Regions from separate parts of the Homo sapiens genome. Here regions 2, 3 and 4 are each linked to region 1. The links are chromatin loops, found by intact Hi-C in ENCODE. Cell type or tissue: heart right ventricle. All regions are shown on one strand.

What was found. Hi-C counts contacts between places; a loop is a spot of excess contacts. Peaks named below come from ENCODE experiments on the same cell type or tissue, not always from the same donor. Only the 100,000 strongest peaks of a DNase experiment are listed, where the experiment ranks them.
Region 2: a loop joins it to region 1, with 10 times the contacts of the local background. A loop is called at or near these places in 95 of 110 quality-filtered maps.
Region 3: it touches region 1 in a loop (3-fold over the local background); 64 of 110 quality-filtered maps call a loop at or near these places.
Region 4: it touches region 1 in a loop (2.3-fold over the local background); 94 of 110 quality-filtered maps call a loop at or near these places.

Annotation. Positions count from the first base shown.
Region 1 is chr1:32,930,923-32,935,922 of GRCh38, forward strand. It overlaps a transcript of RNF19B not described here. Among named protein-coding and RNA genes, the nearest start is that of RNF19B, 31 kb to the right of the region's middle. RefSeq lists a silencer at 3,166-3,460 and an enhancer at 3,166-3,460. In heart right ventricle, a CTCF peak has its summit at 2,681 (motif pointing right); a DNase peak (open chromatin) is centred at 2,619; H3K27ac peaks cover 1,762 bases.
Region 2 is chr1:33,052,736-33,057,735 of GRCh38, forward strand. It overlaps LOC124903969 (a long non-coding RNA gene), which reads left to right and starts at 3,769. Exons shown (of 2, transcript XR_007065697.1): 1 at 3,769-4,073. RefSeq lists an enhancer at 2,393-2,687. In heart right ventricle, a CTCF peak has its summit at 2,589 (motif pointing left); a DNase peak (open chromatin) is centred at 2,656; H3K27ac peaks cover 2,011 bases.
Region 3 is chr1:33,004,707-33,009,706 of GRCh38, forward strand. It overlaps AK2 (adenylate kinase 2), which reads right to left. Exons shown (of 6, transcript NM_001625.4): 6 at 3,280-5,000. Among named protein-coding and RNA genes, the nearest start is that of AK2, 30 kb to the right of the region's middle. In heart right ventricle, a CTCF peak has its summit at 2,672; a DNase peak (open chromatin) is centred at 2,705; H3K27ac peaks cover 2,277 bases.
Region 4 is chr1:33,042,639-33,047,638 of GRCh38, forward strand. No RefSeq gene overlaps it. Among named protein-coding and RNA genes, the nearest start is that of AK2, 8.3 kb to the left of the region's middle. In heart right ventricle, no CTCF peak of the experiment used is centred here; no DNase peak of the experiment used is centred here.

The DNA.
Region 1 (5,000 bases):
AGTAAAAATACAAAAAGTAGCCAGGTGTGCTGGCATGAGCCTGTAATTCCAGCTACTTGGGAGGCTGAGGTGGGAGGATTGCTTGAACCTGGGAAGCAGAGGTTGCAGTGAGCCGAGATTGCGCCTCTGCACTCCAGCGTAGGCAACAGAGCAAGACTCTGTCTCCAAAAAAAAAAAAATTCTTAGCTGCTAAAGCCAATATGCTGAGTCCAGAACCTCTAGTACCCCCATATTGATAAATTCAATGCAAATGAAAATAAATGTATATTCCTATCTTCCTGGTCCAACATCTTTGGAATATACTCTACACATTTTCCCCTTGTTTCTGCTGATACAAATTAGCAAAGTCTTACAATTCTTCTGTAAGTCTCTCAGATCAGACTTTGGGTTTGCCTTCCAGAAGCATACTGGGATCTGACTCTAGTTAGAGCTGGTAGCAAGGAGGGGTAGGGGGTGGGACACGAGAAGTATTAGTATTCCCCTTTAAGACAACTACCCCAGGGTCTTCAAGCAGCAGAACCAGCCATATCTATAAGGGGAAGAATGGCTGCTTCTGCTGGTTAAAAGAAGTAGAGTTTGTGAGTTGACAGCACTAGGATTTATCCAAATCCACTCAAGGGTCCCCATTGCTCATTTCAGAGCCCCATTTTCACATAAGAGGCCTGGTAAAGCTACGAATTCAACTTATGTTGTATGTAATTCAGTGATCCAGAATCTCCCTTTGATTTTGATGTACATGAGCCTTGCGGCTACAAAAGATAAAATTCTTTTGGGTCTCTCCCATACTATGCCTTGAGCTGCAAATGTCAAACTTTTGAGCTTTTTGTCTTTTTCCTTTAACCCCTCTAGTGTAGTCACCATCATTTGTCCCCATTTCTTACATGATGATCTATCATGGCAGCCCTTTGAGGTGCCAACGTCTTTTCTCCAAAAGACATTTCATTTCAGGTGACCACAGGTGTAAGCAATTTGCCTACCAGTTTATCATTTTCCAATGGTGACTAGATCTACATTTCATTCAAATGCAGCTTAGTCATAACTAATCTAAGAAGCCCATCTTTGAGGGCCTGTTACTAGTAACCACTTTTGGAACCAAATACTATATTAGCCAGGATTCAGTAACTGCAGGAAACAATACTCCTCTACCAATTTTAAGTGGAAAAGGATTCAACACAGGTAAATTAGGTGCTTACAAAAGCACTGGAAAGCCTGGGGAACATGGCCATAGGCTGGGCCTCCAGGCGATTCCCAGACCTGGAATTAGCCTTCCATGTGAGCTGCTACCTCTGCCACCATAGGGGAGATGAGCAATTAGGAGGCCACTACAGGTTGACTACAAGAAAACATATCGCAAACTGCTATCTATGGATCCAGACACCCTTCAACACCCACAAAGCTACTGATGGCTATTAGAATGCAGTTAAAGAGAAACCTAAGGTCTCTACATCTTGCAGGAGCAATAGCCAAAGTAGCTAAAGATAACCCCTGAATCACTCCTCCTTCCACATCTTGTTTGTGCATCTAACTGGCAAAACTTGACCTTAGGTTACATTCAGAACCTTGGTTTCAAGGAAATCTAAGACATGAAGTTTTTAGTTTTCCAGCCTCTGCAGCATACGAAGGTACATTAGGTGAGCATAAATGAGTATTCATTTACCATATCCACAAGCTTCTTCACATTGGCCTGTCCAAGTAGTACTAGTGATCAGACATGCCCCTCCCAGTTTCAACCTTTTTGAAAGCTGGCCGCAAGCACTGCATCTGTCTGGCGCTGAAGATTACCTCCTCCTGGCCCAAAGAAATCTAAAATTTCCTTGTCTTCAGAGTTGTTTGGCTAATCTACACAATCTTGCTCCAGCTGTCTTTGACCTAATCCACTACTCTCCCCACCTTGGTCCACTTTGTTCCAGCCATATAGGCCTCTATACTATGCTTTTTTGGAAACAGACTAAGGATGCTCTACCAAAGGGCCTTTGTAGTTTATTCCTCATGTCTGGTATGTGCTTCCCCTAGATATTCACATAGTTCTCTTCCTTGCTCCATTAAAGTCTCTAATAAAATGGAACCTTATCAAGGAGGACCAACCTGGTCATGTCAAGTAGCACTATCTACCACTCTGTCTTCCCTGTTTTTCTTCACAGATTACTTATCCTCACTCCAGGTTATATATCTGATTGCCTTCCCCCGTTAAGAGTCTAAGTTCCATGGGGACAGGAACTTTGTATTTTAGTCATTGCTACATCTTATACCTGAAATGCGGTAGGTATTTCAGAATGAATGAAGGCTGTATGAAGAGGAAATTAAACTTTCTCCATTTTCTAAGCTATTATTATTATTTTTTTTTTTTTGTGAGACGGAGTCTCGCTCTGTTGCCCAGGCTGGAGTGCAGTGGCGCAATCTCAGCTCACTGCAAGCTTTGCCTCCCGGGTTCACGCCATTCTCCTGCCTCAGCCTCTCGAGTTGCTGGGACTACAGGCGCCCACCACTACGCCCGGCTAATTTTGTGTATTTTTAGTAGAGACGGGGTTTCACCCGTGTTAGCCAGGATGGTCTCGATCTCCCGACCTTGTGAGCCGCCCGCCTCAGCCTCCCAAAGTGCTGGGATTACAGGCATGAGCCACCACGCCCGGCCAAGCTATTGTAACTTTTCTAATGCATTATTTGTGTTCGCCTCTAGGTGGTGATGATGGGCCTTTTCATCTACTAAAGTGTCGCTAAGGATTAGAATAAATTTAAATTTTTCATAGCCTCTGGCCTAGAGGTCTAGGCTTCCTTTCTTATATGATATCTAAAATCTCCTTTAACTCATTTCTTCTTCTTCCTGCAGGAGGAAAAAACATGGGCCTTTACCAAAAACATTTTCAGTATACCATCTCAGTCTTCACAACCCCTTAACTAGGATCATCATCTCCATTTTGGCTAAGTGAAAACAGACTCAGAGTAAACTGCCCAAATCTCACAGCTGTAGTAAGTGGAACCCAGATAAGAAATATAGGTTTAGCCATAAACTACTGCCCCTCCAACAGACTTCTTTGATTTTATCAAAGAAGTGAATTGTTCTCTCGAGGCTTCAAGAGAATTCCAAGTTTTGAGTTGATAATTTGCGTTTCAGAGATCTCCAGGCTGTCTGCCTCTTTTTCCAACAAGTTCTCTTTTTCACACAAGTACACGCCCCCTTCAGGGAACATTCTTCCAGAAATCCAAAGTCCACTAACAGCATTTCCTGTCCTAGGTGCAGGGAAATGTGTGAAGTCTGGCTGCAGTGCCCAAGAGATAAGAATCTTCTAAGCTGGCTGTTGTCCAGACTTGCCATCCTCATTGTAGTAAAACACTGGCCAGGAAGACAAAAGTGCATCTGTGAAAGGAAACAGAAAGTCATCTGGTCTTCAGGGAAAGGAGGATTTCAATTTTTCCTCTGGGCCCAGGACTAAGGTGAGAGAGGTCTGACACTGGAAGCTCTTTAAATGCAATCTGAGGGCCGGGCGAGGTGGCTCATGCCTGTAATCCCAGCACTTTAGGAGGCTGAGGTGGGGGGAATCACTTGAGTCAGGAGTTCTAGACCAGCCTGGCCAAAATGGCAAAACCCCATCTCTACTAAAAATACAAAAATTAGCCGGGTGTGGTGGCATGCACCTGTAATCCCAGCTACTTGGGAGTCTGAGACTTGAGAATCACTTGAACCCGGGAGGCTGAGGTTGCAGTGTGCCAAAATCATGCCACTGCACTCCAGTCTGGGGGACAGAGCCAGACTCCGTCTCTAAATACATAAATAAGATCTGAAAGTTGGGGAAGTTAGGGGCATGAAACTGACTCATACAAAGTAAGTCACTCTAAGATTTGGAATCTGACATCAGGTTTCACGAGTCTTCTAATTTTCTTGCTATACTGTATATAAGCTTTCACTTCTAAGGACATTATTTTATTTTGTCAGACGGAGTCTCACTCTGTCACCCAGGCTGGAGTGCAAAGGCGCGATCTCGGCTCACTGCAACATCCGCCTCCCGAGTTCAAGTGATTCTCCTGCCTCAGCCTCCCGAGTAGCTGGACTACAGGTGTGCGCCACCACGCCCAGCTAATTTTTGTATTTTTAGTAGAGACGGGGTTTCACCATGTTGGCCAGGATGGTCTTGATCTCCTGACCTCGTGATTCACCCGCCTTGGCCTCCCAAAGTGCTGGGATTGCAGGTGTGAACCACTGCGCCCAGCCCATTATTTTATTTTTTATTTTATTTTTGAGATGGAGTCTCCCTCTGCCTCCCAGGCTGCAGTGCAGTGGGTGATGTCAGCTCACTGCAACCAGCACCTCCCAGGTTCAAGCGATTCTCCTGCCTCAGCCTCCCGAGTAGCTGGAATTACAGACACATGCCACCAGGCCTGGCTAACTTCTGTATTTTTAGTAGAAACGGGGGTTTCACCATGTTGGCCAGGCTGGTCTCGAACTCCTGACCTCAGGTGATCCACCTGCCTCAGCCTCCCAAAGTGCTGGGATTACAGGCGTGAGCCACTGTGCCCGGCCAGGACATTATTTTACACAGAGGCAAAACTCCAAGTAGTACAAACTTAGCTCAATTTTGACAAATTTGTAAGATCAGATAAATATGTTCAGAGATTTTGAGGGCATACCCCCTCCTTTCATTACAAATCTCAGATTTTAGTCCCTTTTATTTAAACCAGATTAGCAAAACTGAGAAAGTTTATCAGAACACGGAGTGGTATACCTGAGAACACAGCAAACACCTATGTCATTGCTTTGTGATTATGCGCATCAGTGTATTTCTTCCTCCAATAACAGAATATTCTGTTCTCCAACTTGTAACCATGCAACATTCACTGAGAACTCTTTTTTTTTTGAGACAGGGTCTCTGCCACCCAGTCTGGAGTTGCAGTGATGTCGGCTCCCTGCAACCTCTGCCTCCCCAGGCTCAAGCGCTTCTCCTGCCACAGCCCCCTGAGTAGCTGGGATTACAGGCGTGCGCAACTACCGCCTGGCTAATTTTTGT
Region 2 (5,000 bases), 120 kb after region 1:
ACTGGGAAGTGAGGAGCCCCTCTGCCCGGCCAGCCGCCCCGTCCGGGAGGGAGGTGGGGGGGTCGGCCCCCCGCCCGGCCAGCCGCCCCGTCCGGGAGGGAGGTGGGGGGGGGTCGGCCCCCCTGTCTGGCCAGCCGCCCCGTCCGGGAGGTGAGGGGCGCCTCTGCCCGGCCGCCCCTACTGGAAAGTGAGGAGCCCCTCTGCCCGGCCACCACCCCGTCTGGGAGGTGTGCCCAACAGCTCATTGAGAACGGGCCAGGATGACAATGGCGGCTTTGTGGAATAGAAAGGCGGGAAAGGTGGGGAAAAGATTGAGAAATCCGATGGTTGCCGTGTCTGTGTAGAAAGAAGTAGACATGGGAGACTTTTCATTTTGTTCTGCACTAAGAAAAATTCCTCTGCCTTGGGATCCTGTTGATCTGTGACCTTACCCCCAACCCTGTGCTCTCTGAAACATGTGCTGTGTCCACTCAGGGTTAAATGGATTAAGGGCGGTGCAAGATGTGCTTTGTTAAACAGATGCTTGAAGGCAGCATGCTCGTTAAGAGTCATCACCAATCCCTAATCTCAAGTAATCAGGGACACAAACACTGCGGAAGGCCGCAGGGTCCTCTGCCTAGGAAAACCAGAGACCTTTGTTCACTTGTTTATCTGCTGACCTTCCCTCCACTATTGTCCCATGACCCTGCCAAATCCCCCTCTGTGAGAAACACCCAAGAATTATCAATAAAAAAATAAATTAAAAAAAAAAAAAAAAAAAGAATAGATGCTGGGGAACAATTAGCTGTGTGCAACAGAGTTTACCTTTTGGAAAGATCTCTTGGGGGAAGGGTGGAGAAAGGGCTGGATGGTAACAGATCACAGCCAAAGAAATAACCTGAACCAAGGCAGAGACATCCGGGATGGAGAGAAGTGGCAGAAGGCTTATGAGATATGGAAGTTGAATGGACAGGATGTGTGACTAATTGGCTATACTTCTAATTAACTGTACTTATCATAGCCTGTATTTATGCGATTAACTATTTAATATCTACGTTTCAGGACGGGCTCACACCTGTAATCCCAGCACTTTGGGAGGCTGAGGCGGGCAGATCACGAGGTCAGGAGATAGAGACCATCCTGGCCAACATGGTGAAACCCCGTTTCCACTAAAAATACAAAAATTAGCTGGGTTGGTGGTGTGTGCCTGTAATCCCAACTATTCGGGAGGCTGAGCCCCAAGAATCACTTGAACCCAGGAGGCGGAGGTTGCTGTGAGCCAAGATAATGCTACTGTACTCCAGCCTGGCGATAGAGCGAGACTCCATCTCAAAACAAACAAACAAACAAAAAAAACAAAAAAAGGCTAGGCGCAGCGGCTCACGCCTGTAATCCCAACATTTCGGGAGGCTGAGATGGGCGGATCACAAGGTCAGGAGTTTGAAATCAGCCTGGCCAACACAGTGAAACCTCATTTCTACTAAAAAAATACAAAAATATTAGCTGGACATGGTGGCGGGTGCCTTTCATCCCAGCTACTTGGGAGACTGAGGCAAGGTGAATTGCTTGAACCTGGGAGGTGGAGGATGCAGTGAGCCAAGATTGCGCCACTGCGCTCCAGCCCAAGCAACAGTGCAAGACTCTGTCTCAGAAAAAAAAAAATCTCCCTCTCCAGGAGGATTATAAGCTCCATGAAGACAGAGATTGAGTCTGTTTTGCTTATCACAGCATCCCAGGGCCAGTGCCAAATACAGTGCCTGGCATACAATAAGTGCTTATGTGTGAGCGAATGAATGAGATAAAAGAGGAGCAGCCAAGGACAATAACAACAATAACTCTGGGGACAAGTTTGATTGAGAAAAATCAAAATCTTAAAGTAAACGTCAAACAAAAAAAAATTTTTTTTTTTTGAGACAGGGTCTTACCCTATTGACCAGGCTAGAGGGCAGTGGCACGATCACAGCTCACTTCAGCCTCGACCTCTCCAAGTAGCTGGGACTATACTACAGGTGGGTGCCACCACCTCTAGCTGATTTTTGTATTTTTCTTTTTCTTTTTTTTTGAGACGGAGTCTTGCTCTGTCACCAGGCTGGAGTGCAGTGGTGGGATCTCGGCTCACTGCAACCTCCGCCTCCTGGTTTCAAGCGATTCTCCTGCCTCAGCCTCCTGAGTAGCTGGATTACAGGTGCATGCCACCACACCCAGCTAATTTTTGTATTTTTAGTAGAGATGGGGTTTTGCCATGTTGGCCAGGCTGGTCTTGAACTCCTGACCTCAGGTAATCCACCCACCTCAGCCTCCCAAAGTGTTGGGATTACAGGCATAAACCACAGCACCTGGCCTAACAGTTATTTTTAAAAATAATTTCTACCAACTGTAATCTGTCATCCCCTTTCCTGACGGACATTTGGCCCCCTTGATGACATCTCCAGCTGGTTCCAAAACTTTTCAGTCGTTTTTAGTTATTAATGCAGTCTCTTGTTTCAGCCATTAACTTGGTCTTTCCATTTTCGAAGGTCAGTCTCCTTTGGGACTCACAGTCCAGCAGGCAGGCCTATGGCATGGAGGGGAGATGGGTCTGCTCTCTCTTGTCTGCCCTCTGGTGGGGAGAAACAAGAAGGAAAAAAAGGACTTGTTTCCTTAGATGTCCCCTGCTGGCCCTTGGCTGACCTCTTCTTCGCTTCTCGCGAGGTGTCTGTGTTCCTGTCCTCTCAGACATCACAGCTGCTCAGCTCCTTATCTGTAGACACGGGGTGATGGAGTAGCACGCTGCAAAAGGGCTTGGTGCCTAGTTGCTCTCCTCTGCTGGTGGCCTCTGGCTCACCCTTCACAGTGCACCTCTTTGCCCCCCGCAGGCCTGCTGCCCCATCACATCTACCCTCTGCAGCCCCAGCCTGGGGCCTGTGGACACAGGCCTGTCTCAGAAAAAATCTCAGAATCCATCTTTCTGCCACTCCTTGCCACCTGATCACATCCTTGGCCTTCCCTCTCCATGCCCTTTCCCCTATTTCGTAGCACCAGGACAGGTTGGCAAGTGTAGTTGCTCAGCAAACATCATCAGGGAAGGAGAAGTCAGATGCCCTCTGGTGGCACCGCACACCTGATGAATGATTCTTTTGGCTCTGTTCCAGTTAGCTACTGTCCTAGTTAGCTCTGTTCCAGTTAGCTTGTGTAACTAACGGATCAGCCTCAACTTCGAGGTATAACACAATCACCATTTCATCATGGTCATGGAATCTGTGGGTCAGGAGTTTCACAAGGCACAGTGGGGATGACTGGTCTCTGCTTACGGTAGGTGGCCTCCAAGATGGCTCTCAAAGTCCCCTCCCCCCTGGTATTCACCCCCTTGTGTAGTCCCCTGCCACACCATATCAGTTGGTCTGTGTGACCAATAGAACATAGCAGAAGTGATAGTATGTCGCTTTTGAAGCTAGGTTGTGGAAGATAGTGTGAGGCTGGGCGCGGTATCTTACACTTATAATCCCAGCACTTGGGGAGGCCAAGGTAGAAGGATCGCTTCTACTTGATTGAGAAAAGCCAGGAGTTTGAGACCAGTCTGGGCAACATAGGGAGACCCTGTATCTACAAAAAAATTTTTAAAAATTAGCCGGTGCAGAACGAGACTCCGTCTCAAAAAAAAAAAAAAATTAGCCGGTGCAATGACTCACACCTGTAGTCGCAGCTAGTTGGGAGGCTGAGGCAGGAGGATTGCTTGAACACAGGAGGTAGAGGCTGTAGTGATCTGTGATTGTGCCACTCTGCACTCTAGCCTGGGTGACAGTGCAAGACTCTGTCTCAGAAAAAAAAAAAAAAGAAGATATTGTGGCTTCTGCCTCTCTGTCTCTTGGATCACTCCCTTGGGGAAGCCAGGTGCCGTGTTGTGAGGCCAGCTGCCTCTATGGAGAGGCCCACCTGGAGAGGAACTGAGGCTTCCTGCCAATGGCCACATGAATGAGCTTGGAAATGGATCCTCTGGCCCCAGAGAAAGTAGATGACTGCAGCCCTGCCGACAGCTTAACTGCAATTTCATGAGAGACCTCGAATCAGAATCACCCAGATATGCTACTCTTGGATTCCTGACTATCAGAAACTGTGTGAGATGATAAATATTTATTGTTTTAAGCTGTTACATTCTGGGGGTAACTTGCCATGCAACAGTGCATAACTAATACACTGCGCCATGATGTCTGGGACCTTAGCTGGGAAGACTCAAATGGCTGGGGGCTGGAATCACCTGGAGGTTGCTTCACTCACATGACCAGTGCCTGAGCTGGGACTGTCACCTGGAGAACCTAAACGTGGCCTCCCCATGTGGCTTGGCTTCTCACAGCATAGCACCTGGGTACCAAAAATGAGTGCCTGTAAACTGAGCTTTCTAAGAGACCAAGGAAGAAGTTACAAGGTTTCTTTTGGCCTAGCCTGAGAAATGGTGCATTGTAACTTCTGCTGCATTCTCTGGGTTAGTAGCAGTCACCAAGGCCAGGAGGAGAATTTGACTGGTCCCCTTGACAAAGTAAAAAGGTCATATTGCAAAACCTGTCTTGGGGGAATTGCCTGCCCTACCCTGAGGGAGACAGGGACAGATGGCTTCGTTTCACAAGCCCTGCATAGCTCCTGCATAGAACAGCACTACATAGTGCTAGTTCTGCTGAAATAGCACTTCCTATCAACCCTTCAGGGGAGCTTCTGAGCTTGGAAGGTGGAGCATTTCTCAGCTTTTGTTCTCATTTGTGGACTCTGGCGCTAATTCTTTTTTTTTTTTTTTTTTTTTTTTTTTGAGACGGAGTCTTGCTGTGTCGCCCAGCCTGGAGTGCAGTGGTGCGATCTCGGCTCACTGCAAGCTCCGCCTCCCGGGTTCACGCCATTCTCCTGCCTCAGCCTCCCGAGTAGCTAGGACTACAGGTGCCTGCCACCAGGCCCGGCTAATTTTTTAAAAATATTTTTAGTAGAGACAGGGTTTCACCGTGTTAGCCAGGATGGTCTCGATCTCCTGACCTCGTGATCCGCCCGCCTCGGCCTCC
Region 3 (5,000 bases), 74 kb after region 1:
AATTTAGGTTGTTTCCAATTCTAACCCTGTTATAAAGAATGCTTTCTGCACATACTTAGTCATTTCCTTGGGGGACATGTACAAACTGGAATTGCTGAGCCAGAGCTGCTAGCTTGGAAACACTTACTGAGCACTATGGGAGTCACTGTTCTAAAACACCTGACAGACATGAACTCATCCTGTCAACAGCACAAAGAGAGAGGTACTGTTCTCATTCCCTTACCACAGGACAATTTTCAAAGGTTTCCAAAACATGAGCCAACATATTCTCACTAAAGACTCTCACGGCCCACTCCAGCACCTCACTGGTGTCACGTGCACACAGATCTACCCCACCATGTTCTTTTGTGCTCCCTCCTATTTTGGCCTCAAGATAGGAGCAGGTACAGCCAGGCCAAGGTGTGGTTTCAGCAGTTGAAGATGCTCCCCTCATCTTCAACTATAGAATGTCCTACTCTCAGTAAGCTTTGGGGGTGCCAAGACCATTGCTATCTGGTTGGCTGCCATGTCAGGACCACAATGTCTCCTGCCAGCCTGGAGTAGAATCAGCATCCCTGGGGAAGATAACACTGATTCCCATCTCCACTCAGGGGCACATCTGGCAGCTCAGGAAACACTCCAGTGAAAAGCAACCTGTTCGGGTTTGGTACTGAATTCCAAGGGGGATGAGGTGGCACTGAGGAATAGGAATGGGTAAAGATACCTATCCTGAAATAGCTGGTAGCCATGGTAAGGTCCTTTTTTCCTCAGCAAATGGCCCTGGGAAAGGACATAGAAAGGATCATTTATTGGGCAGCTGCTATTTCTCAATTCATATGAACTTCACCACTCTTCTAGATGAGTGCTATGACCCTCATTTTACAGATGAGTTCATTGAGGCTTACAGGTTAAGTGTCTCCCTCAAGGCACACAGTAAGCTACTGTCAGGGCCAAGATCTAAGCACAGACCATCTTTGTCATCCTCAGAACTCATGCCCATACCACTAGACACATGACTGGAAAAGAGAGCTGACAATAAAACTGAAGGACTTCCCCCACTTCAGCCCCACAGCAAAGTATCGCCTGATTCATGGTCAAAGCACAGACTGTGGTGTGTTTAGGGGAGAGAGGAAGAGTGGCACATGGGCTGAGCTTAAAGCGGTCCATCAAATCTCTATGTACGTATCCTTGTCTTTTGCTCTTCTGCATTCTTGACATTATTCATGAGCTGAAAAACTTCCCTTCTACGGTCACTGTGCTTTGTTTGAAAAACTTATCTCTAATCAGATACAGATTTCCCAAGAACTCTGGTAGGGGTTCTCTAGGTCAGCAGTCTCCAAGATTTTTGGCACCAGGGACTAGTTTCGTGGAAGACAATTTTTCCACAGACCAGGATGAAACTGTTCCACCTCAGATAATCAGGCATTAATTAGATTCTCACAAGGAGCGGGCAACCTACATTACTCGCATGCATAGTTCACAATAGGGTTTGTGCTCCTATGAGAATCTAATGCTACTGCTGATCTGACAGGAGGTGGAGCTTAGGCGGTAATGCTCACTTGCCTGTCGCTCACCTCCTGCTGGTGGTAGTCATGGCCTGGGGGTTGGGGACCCCTGCTTGAGGTTAAAGCAGCCCAGAGCACCAGTGGCCGCTGTACCCTCCCTTGTGCTGTGCCCTCAGCTGGAATGCTGCCACCCTCTGCATGGAGTCACCCAGATCCCACTTCCTTCACAAAGCTACCTTCTTCTCTGCAGTCTGACCTCCTGTACTGCATAATTAGCCCTTCCTTTACACTCTGCTTCTCTTCCAAAATAGACTCAAGGCAGTTTACAACACACATGAGCACAAAAATGCTAAACACAGAACTAAAATTGGGCTGGCGTTGAAATTTTATTAAGAAACCATGGCTGAGGAATGATTAACAACTGAACACAAGACGTAGTTTTGAGTTTCCTCACAGCCAGGGCAAGAAGGAAGACAGTAGAAAGTGAAGCATTTCTTTCTTTCTTTTTTTTTTCTTGAGACGGAGCCTTACCCTGTTGCCCAGGCTGGAGTGCAATGGCGCGATCTCGGCTCACTGCAACCTCCGCCTCCCGGGTTCAAGCAATTCTCCTGCCTCGAACTCCCAAATAGTTGCGATTACAGGTGGGCGCCACCATGCCCAGCTGATTTTTTTGTATCTTTAGTAGAGACGGGGTTTCACCACGTTGGCCAGGCTGGTCTCAAACTCCTGACCTTGTGATCCGCATGCCCCGGCCTCCCAAAGTGCTGAGATTACAGGCATGAGCCACCGTGCTCGGCCAAAAATGAAGCATTTCTTATTTAGTAGAAGAAAGAAGACCAGCTAAACAGGAAGCATAATGAACTCCTAGCTAAGCTCAGAGGAATTTGTCTGCAAAACCCTTACAGAACACCACACAATCAAATTATTTGCTCCATAGCAACTTTACCCCCAAAGTGCAGATCTGTTTGGCTTATTGGCTTGAGGGCTACCTGCACAGGATCTAGGCCCATGTTGTCTTGCCCTCTGATGCTCTGTCTTTCCATTTCCACCTGTTTTCTGCTGGGGGCACCTCAATCTGGACTGGGCACCTGGAAGGGGCCCTCTGTGAGAGCAGCTCATCATCACACTGCCATGGATGACTCTAAACCCAAAGCTGCTGCATTCCCAAAACATCAGAAGCACACTGCTCCCCCTGGAGTTATGAATAATGCAACACCATCAGCTACACAGAGCTGCAATCTGAGACGGCTGCCTGTGACTCAACAGCCTACATACACACCCTCTCCTGGCCACCTTATCCAGAACCAGGAGATAATCGTGGAGGACAAGAGATGGGAACCGGCTCCTTCCCCCAACATAACTCACCCCTCCAGCCTTTCTGGAATACGGGTGATTCCAGGAGCTATGCAAATCCAGCACATTGGAACTTTAGTACCAACAATAAGGAAACAACGGAGGATGGCAAAATAGAAAAAGGTCTTACCTGTGGCAGGTCCTTCACTGTAACAGAGCAAACCTACTTGAGTTTCTCCTTTTGTTTGGATCCATGGCTCATAGCCTTTTCTGTATCATGAGTGCCTTTGAGATCATTTCATCTCTCCCCAGCAAAGTGTCAAAGCAATTGGCACAGTGTTAAGAGGCTGGGGTGTGGAGCCAGACTTGGACTCAGGCTCTGGTTCTGCCATTATCAGATGTCTGAATCTCAAAGTCTACAGACATACCATAGAGATAATAGCAATACTTACCTCCACAGGGTTATCGAGGAGAATAAATGAGATAATGCATGCAGAACCTCTCACACAGCTAAGAATTTAATATGTTAGACTATTATTAATTATGAAAACACATAAAGAATTCTGCATATAATTTCAGAGGTCTATGATTTCTAGGGGATCCTTAGCCTGGTTCCGGATGGTCAGTAAGACAACTTTCTTCAATGCCTACATTTTCCCTCTGAATTCCATCTGTGTTTACTAAGCATCTGCTGTGTCCTGGGCAGTCCAACCCACATGAGTATCTTGGTCACTAGTGTCATCAGCACCTTTGAGGGGTAGGGATCATTCCTATTCTACTGATGAGGTGAGATAACTTGTCCAAGGTCGCATGGTGAAGTCGCTGTTGAAATCTGTCTTCTGACTCGTTGCTCTGTCTTCATCTGAGGAAAGACTTGTGAGGCTTCTGAGGAGGCTGCTCTCCATCCTGCTGTGTTCTGTCAGTGACACTTTGTGCACACAGGAGATCCTAAGACACATACCCTAGGCCCTCAGAGCCGGCAGTGACTTCTTCAAAATCAGTTCCGGCAGCGCTGAGTGTCCATGGAAAAGAGCTCTTATTCAGAGCAGCCCTTCCTGTGTGCAGAGCTACGCAAGTAATTAAATCACTTCAGCAACAAGATCAAGGGGACGGATAAGTGTTAGAGACTGTGTTTCAGTCCTGACTGCCTCTTATGCATGACCTCAGGAATGCCACTTCACCTCTCTGAGTCTGGTTTCCTCACCTATAAAAGTGAAGGACAGTTCTGACTCCACAGGGTGCTGTGTGAGGGTTACGTGAAGTCGAGGGTTACATGAAGCCTTTGCATAATACCTGGCACAACGTCAGTCTTCCGGGAGTGGTAGGACTAGTCTGCATTCTTGGTTTGCAGATTAGATGAGGAAACCCAGGCCCAAAGAAGCAAACAAACAATAGCTCACCCAGTCTTCTCTGTTTATTCTTCTCAACTACACCATGCTGCTTTGCAGGTTGGTTTGACAAACATTTCCCCACAATTAGATGCATGATGACCAAGGGAGGAAAGAAAATTTTCACAGGGTATTTAAAAAGCTCAGGGAACAAACAGATCAGTGCAAATCAGTAAGGCTAACACCTGAAAATGACTCTGCACAGGTGAGGAAGTGGAGCAGAAGAGGGAGGGGCTGGTTCAGGGAACAGGATTTAATATGTCAGTGAAGACCCTGCCTCTCTCTGTAACAAGATGCCTAAAGAAGAATAGTGGTGCTTCCAGCCCAGCTCCCTCTTGTTTTGGGAACAACAGTCATTTCTCAGAAACCTCACTTGCAAAGGCAGCCCTTCCAAAAACATGAGAGCTTTAGTTTGGAGAAATTATTTAAGCTCACTTTTGCTGGAGAGGAAATGAATTTAAACTAGGACACACAGAGAAGCAACAAAGAGTGTTAAAGAAGCAACTGAAAAGGTAGTCAAAGATCTGGCTTAAGGATTAGAAGCACTGGCTTTCTAGACTATGGACAAGTGTCCATTCAACAGTTATCCAGCCTGGCAGGAAGCAGATATCTTTCTGTGTATATCTGGATCCAACTAACATTTATCCAATGTCTGTTGCATGCCAGGTACTGAGCAAAAACCTTCTTCCTATAAATTTCATTTAATGCCATTAAGGCCAAGAAGGTGGCATAACCAACTTCCTTTTTCAGCTGAGGAAACAGGAGCACAGTGAATAACTAACTGGCTGGGATTTGTCCTAGGTCCCCTGAACTCCAAGCACAGTGCTATCTCCAC
Region 4 (5,000 bases), 110 kb after region 1:
GGGTCCAGAATTCATAACCCCACTTTTCTCTCAGTAAATGCATATGTCAAGCAGCTTTGTCAGTAAAAAGAGTGATATTCTGATCTCCCTGTGCCTTATTTCTGTGGTTATCCCCTCATTTGGGTCTAAACGTGGGTGAGACCACCCCAAAACCCAACAAACAATTTCTTATGGATGCTATGATTTAAATGACTCAGTTCCAACCAGTTTCTATATCTGTCATTCTGCTCAAGACATTAATTTCTGGCTTGGCTTGGATCTCCTGTTCATCCCTTGGCAATGGTGTAAAGGACCTTAATTGACAGTTCCCTCCAGACTACAGAGAATGGAAGAAGTAGTTTCCCAGAAGCAAATTGTGGCAGTTTCCAAAATAAGAAAGAGATACTGAGCAGGCAGAAACAACAGATGTCCTCTGCAGGGAACTATTGCAAAGGCCCAGGAGAAAGAAAATGCAGGCCTAGACTATGGAGGTAGAATTAATGGGACTTGACACCAGACCAGATGGGGATAAGAATGACTGAGTTGAGGGGCCAAGCGACTGGGGGGGATGATGGTGCCATTAGTATTCATCTCATTCATTCATTAGCTGATTCATTCAACATGCATTTAATGAGCATTTATTATGTGTCTAGTATTGTGCTAGATGCTAAGGATCCAGTGGTAAATAATGAGGCCAGGGTCGGTCTAGGCACAGTGGCTCATGCCTGTAATTTCAACACTTTGGGAGGCCGAGGTGGGAGAATTGCTTGAGGCCAGGTGTTTGAGATCAGCCTGGGCAACATGGCCTGGGCTTGAGCAGTGGGAGGTCCTGCCTGGGACTTTGACCCTTGAGGGACAGAAAGGAAGGGGCAGGGTCTGTTCTTGGCGGGGAGGTGAGAGTCCAGCAGCAGTGGGTGGACAATGACCAGTCATGTCTGTCCAAGTAGTCTTTTCCTGTACCATGTCTTTGGCTGTGTTCTTAGCCTAATTGCTTTTGGTTTCTACTCATGTTTGAAATTTGTGAGAACCCCAGAAAAAATTTAAAAAATTAGCCCGGTGTGGTGGTATGCACCTTTGGTTCTAGCTGATAGAGCAGGAGTATCACCATCTTGGACAAGCACGGCCATTTTAAAATTCACCTTAATCAAAAACCGTCTAAATCCAAAGGGCATCAGCCTAATGGCTTAGGTCAGCATGACCATAAACCACAAATAACATCTCCAACCAGAAACATTCCAAACTCCTCCTCAACCAGAGACATGCTAGCCCCGAAATAACCCCCCTCCAGCTGGGAAGATGCCAGCCCTGAATATAACCCCACACCTGCTGAAAAGATGTCAGCCTCAAGATAACCTCCCCTCTGCCCAGAACATTCCAATCCCGCCATAAACTTCTCCCCAACACATAAACATTCCAAGCTTGTAATAAGCCCCCTCACCCTAAAACCAATATATATCTCTGTAAGAGAAAGCACTCCTTATTTTTTCTCTAAAATAAGCTTGTCTTTAAGGGGTTAAGTCACGTTTCGTGTTTCTTTCTTCTTTCTTAACTCTTACACTAGCTACTTGGGAGGCTGAAGTGTGGGAATCACTTGCTGCCAGGAGGTTGAGGCTGCCATAAACTATAATTAGCCCATTGTACTCCAGCCCAGGTGACAGAGCGAGACCCTGTCTCTAAAAACAAAACAAAAGCAAGGTTTCCACCTTTAGAAAACTCTCCACTTCGGGCTGGGCGCAGTGGCTCACACCTGTAATCCCAGCACTTTGGGAGGCCGAGGCGGTCAGATCACCTGAGGTCAGGAGTTTAAGACCAGCGTGGCCAGCATGGTGAAACCCTGTCTCTACTAAAAATACCAAAATTAGCCAGGTGTGGTGGCATGTGCCTGTAATCCCAGCTACTTAGGAGGCTGAGGCAGGAGAATCACTTGAACCTAGGAGGCAGAGGTTGTAGTGGGCTGAGACTGTGCCACTGCACTCTAGACTGGGTGACAGAGCAAGACCCCATCTCAAAAAAAAAAAAAGAAAAGAAAAGAAAACTCTCCACTTCTACAGAACTTGCAGTCAAGCGGGGGAAAAAAACAAAAAAAACAACAAATAAGACATTGACGGAGTCTGTGCTGGGAAAGGTACAGGCTTCAGTAACAGCACAATAGAGGAGCCCCCAGCTCAGATTTGAGGGGAAATGATGTGTAAGTGAGATGAAACCTTAAGAACAAGGAGGATTTGCTTAGGGAAGAGAGGGAAGAAGGGTATTCTAGACAAAGGGAATGGCATGTGCAAAGGCCTGGAGTTAAGAAAGATTATGACAAGAGGTTGGGCGTGGTGGCTCATGCCTGTAATCTCAACACTTTGGGAGGCCGAGGTGGGCAGATCACCTGAGGTCAGGAGTTCAGGACCAGCCTGGCCAACATGGTGAAACCCCATCCCTACTAAAAATACAAAAATTAGCCAGGTATGGTGGCGAGCATCTGTGATCCCAGCTACTCGGGAGGCTGAGGCATGAGAATCACTTGAACCTGGGAGGCGGAGGTTTCAGTGAGCCAAGATCATGCCACTGCACTCCAGCCTGAGGGATAGAGCAAGACCCTATCTCCAAAAAAAAAAAAGAAATATTATAGAAAGTTGAGGGGAACTGTGATATTTGGCAGAGGAACACCCCTCTTGTGTTGTGGAAATCCTTCACTGCAAGGAACTTGGGGGAAAACAGAGCCACCCTGCAGAAGCTGAAAGGGCAGACTCTTGCCTGCCTTCTTGGCAACAGGGGAGTGAGCACGTGACCAGGCTTGGCCAGTGGGATGTCCTGCCCAGGACTTTGACTCTTGAGGGAGAGAGAGGAAGGGGCAGGGCCTGTTCTTGGTGGGGAGGTAAGAGTCCAGCCTCAGTGGGTGGACCGTGGCCAGTGGTGGCTGTCCAGGTAGGCTTTTCCTGTGCCATGTCTTTGGCTGTGTTCTTAGCCTAATTACTTTTGGTTCCTACTCATGTTTGGAATTGGTGAAAACCTCACAGTATTCAATAAATTCCTTCACTGCTTAGGTTAGCCACCAAGACTTCTGTTTGGTACAGAGTTGAAAGAGGGTCAGTCTGGCTGGAGTTACAACTCAAGAGGGTAAGGAAAGAAAAAAGGGGGAGAGGAGACAGGGTCCTATGGGAAATTCTCTTGGGGGCTTTTGTGGGAGGCTTTGCTTTCCAGGAAAAAGAGATGCACAAGAAGAAAAACTCCCTTCCTGCCTGCCTCAGGGATGATGCAGCGCTTGAAATGTAGCAGCTATCTTGGGACCAGGAGGGGAGAGCTGCGAGACTCAGAGGGAAGCTGACCTAGGGTCTGACATCACTGAGCTGCTGAATTAAGCAACTCAGATGTCACCTTCTTCCACACTTCCTGTGATGAGAGATAAACCCCTAATGTTCAAACCGCATCTATGTCGGCATTCTGATACTCACTGCCCAAAGCACCTTATGTGACATGGCAAGTAACTTAACCCTGCTGGGCCTCAATTTCTCTTTGCAAAATCAGGATGCCGATACCCACTTCACAGGATCACAGTGAGTATCAGATTACATAATGGATGTAAAGTACTTAGCACGGTGCCCTACTCATGGTAAGCACTCAGTAAATGTTAACTATTACTACCTGCGTCAAAGACATAGAGGAGATGAGCTTGTTTTGTGGGAGGGTAGAGAGGAGAGAAGAATGACGACTAAAAGCTGGGAAGCCAACACTTGAGGGGAAAGGAATCAGAGAATGACTAGAGACTAAAGAAGAAAACCTGAAATTTCATTCTACCCACCACATCCTTTTTTTTTTTTTTTTTTAAGACGGAGTCTCACTCTGTTGTCCAGGCTGGGGTGCAGTGGTGTGACCTTGGTTCACTGCAACCTCTGCCTCCGGGGTTCAAGCAATTCTCCTGCCTCAGCCTCCTGAATAGCTGGGATTACAGGTGCCTGCTACCATGCCTGGCTAATTTTTGTATTTTTAGTAGAGGTGGGATTTCACCATGTTGGCCAGGTTGGTCTTGAACTCCTGACCTCAGATGATCCCCCACCTTAGCCTCCCAAAGTGCTGGGATTACAGGCATGAGCCACCGTGCACGGCCACCACATTCTTTTTCTTTTTCTTTCCCCTTTTTTTTTTTTGAGACAGAGTTTCACTCTGTTGCCCAGGCTGGAGTGCAGTGGCTCGATCTCAGCTCACTGCAACCTCTGCCTCCTGGGTTCAAGCGATTCTCCTGCCTTAGTCTCCCAAGTAGCTAGGATTACAGGTGCCCACCAACAGACTCGGCTAATTTTTATATTTTTAGTAGAGACGAGGTTTCACATGTTGGCCAGGCTGGTCTTGAACTCCTGACTCAAGTGATCCACCCACCTCGGCCTCCCAAAGTGCTGGGATTACAAGCATGAGCCAATGCCCTCAGCCCATTCTATCAATTTTTATCTGCCCTGTAAGGCCTTTGTTGATCTTTCCTTCCTTCCCAAGCCTGGCCTTTGTCCCATCTCTTCACTTAACTCTGTTAAATGTGGGGTTCATGATATCAGCTTGACAATCCCAGATTCTTTCATTCAGGAATTCTCTGGACATGCATCAAATATATCTCTTGGAGACACTCTCATTTCCAGGAGTTCCCAGTTGATATGCAAATTAGGCCTTTATAGTTACTTCCAGACACTTGGAAACTGTGAGTAAAGCTTCTCCAGTCTGCCTCTCCAGTCTATTCTATTAACCACTATGCTATGTTGTCTCTCATATGTAGTGGGACACTGATTAGTGTTTATTGATAGAAATGATGAAGAAGGAGTGTTACCAAAGCCAAATAAAAAGTTTCTGGGAGTGTATTAGTCAGCTTCAGCTAAGTTATATTGCAGCGACAAATAACCCCAAAATATCAGCTTACAGAAAGGGTTACATGTTAGCTGCAGGTGATGCAGGCTGAAGGTTCGGTTCTTGGAAGAGAGGGAAAAGGTACACTGGTATGCTGGTATAACTTGCATTAGAGAAAGCTGATAGTGTATATCTCTTCCCAACTT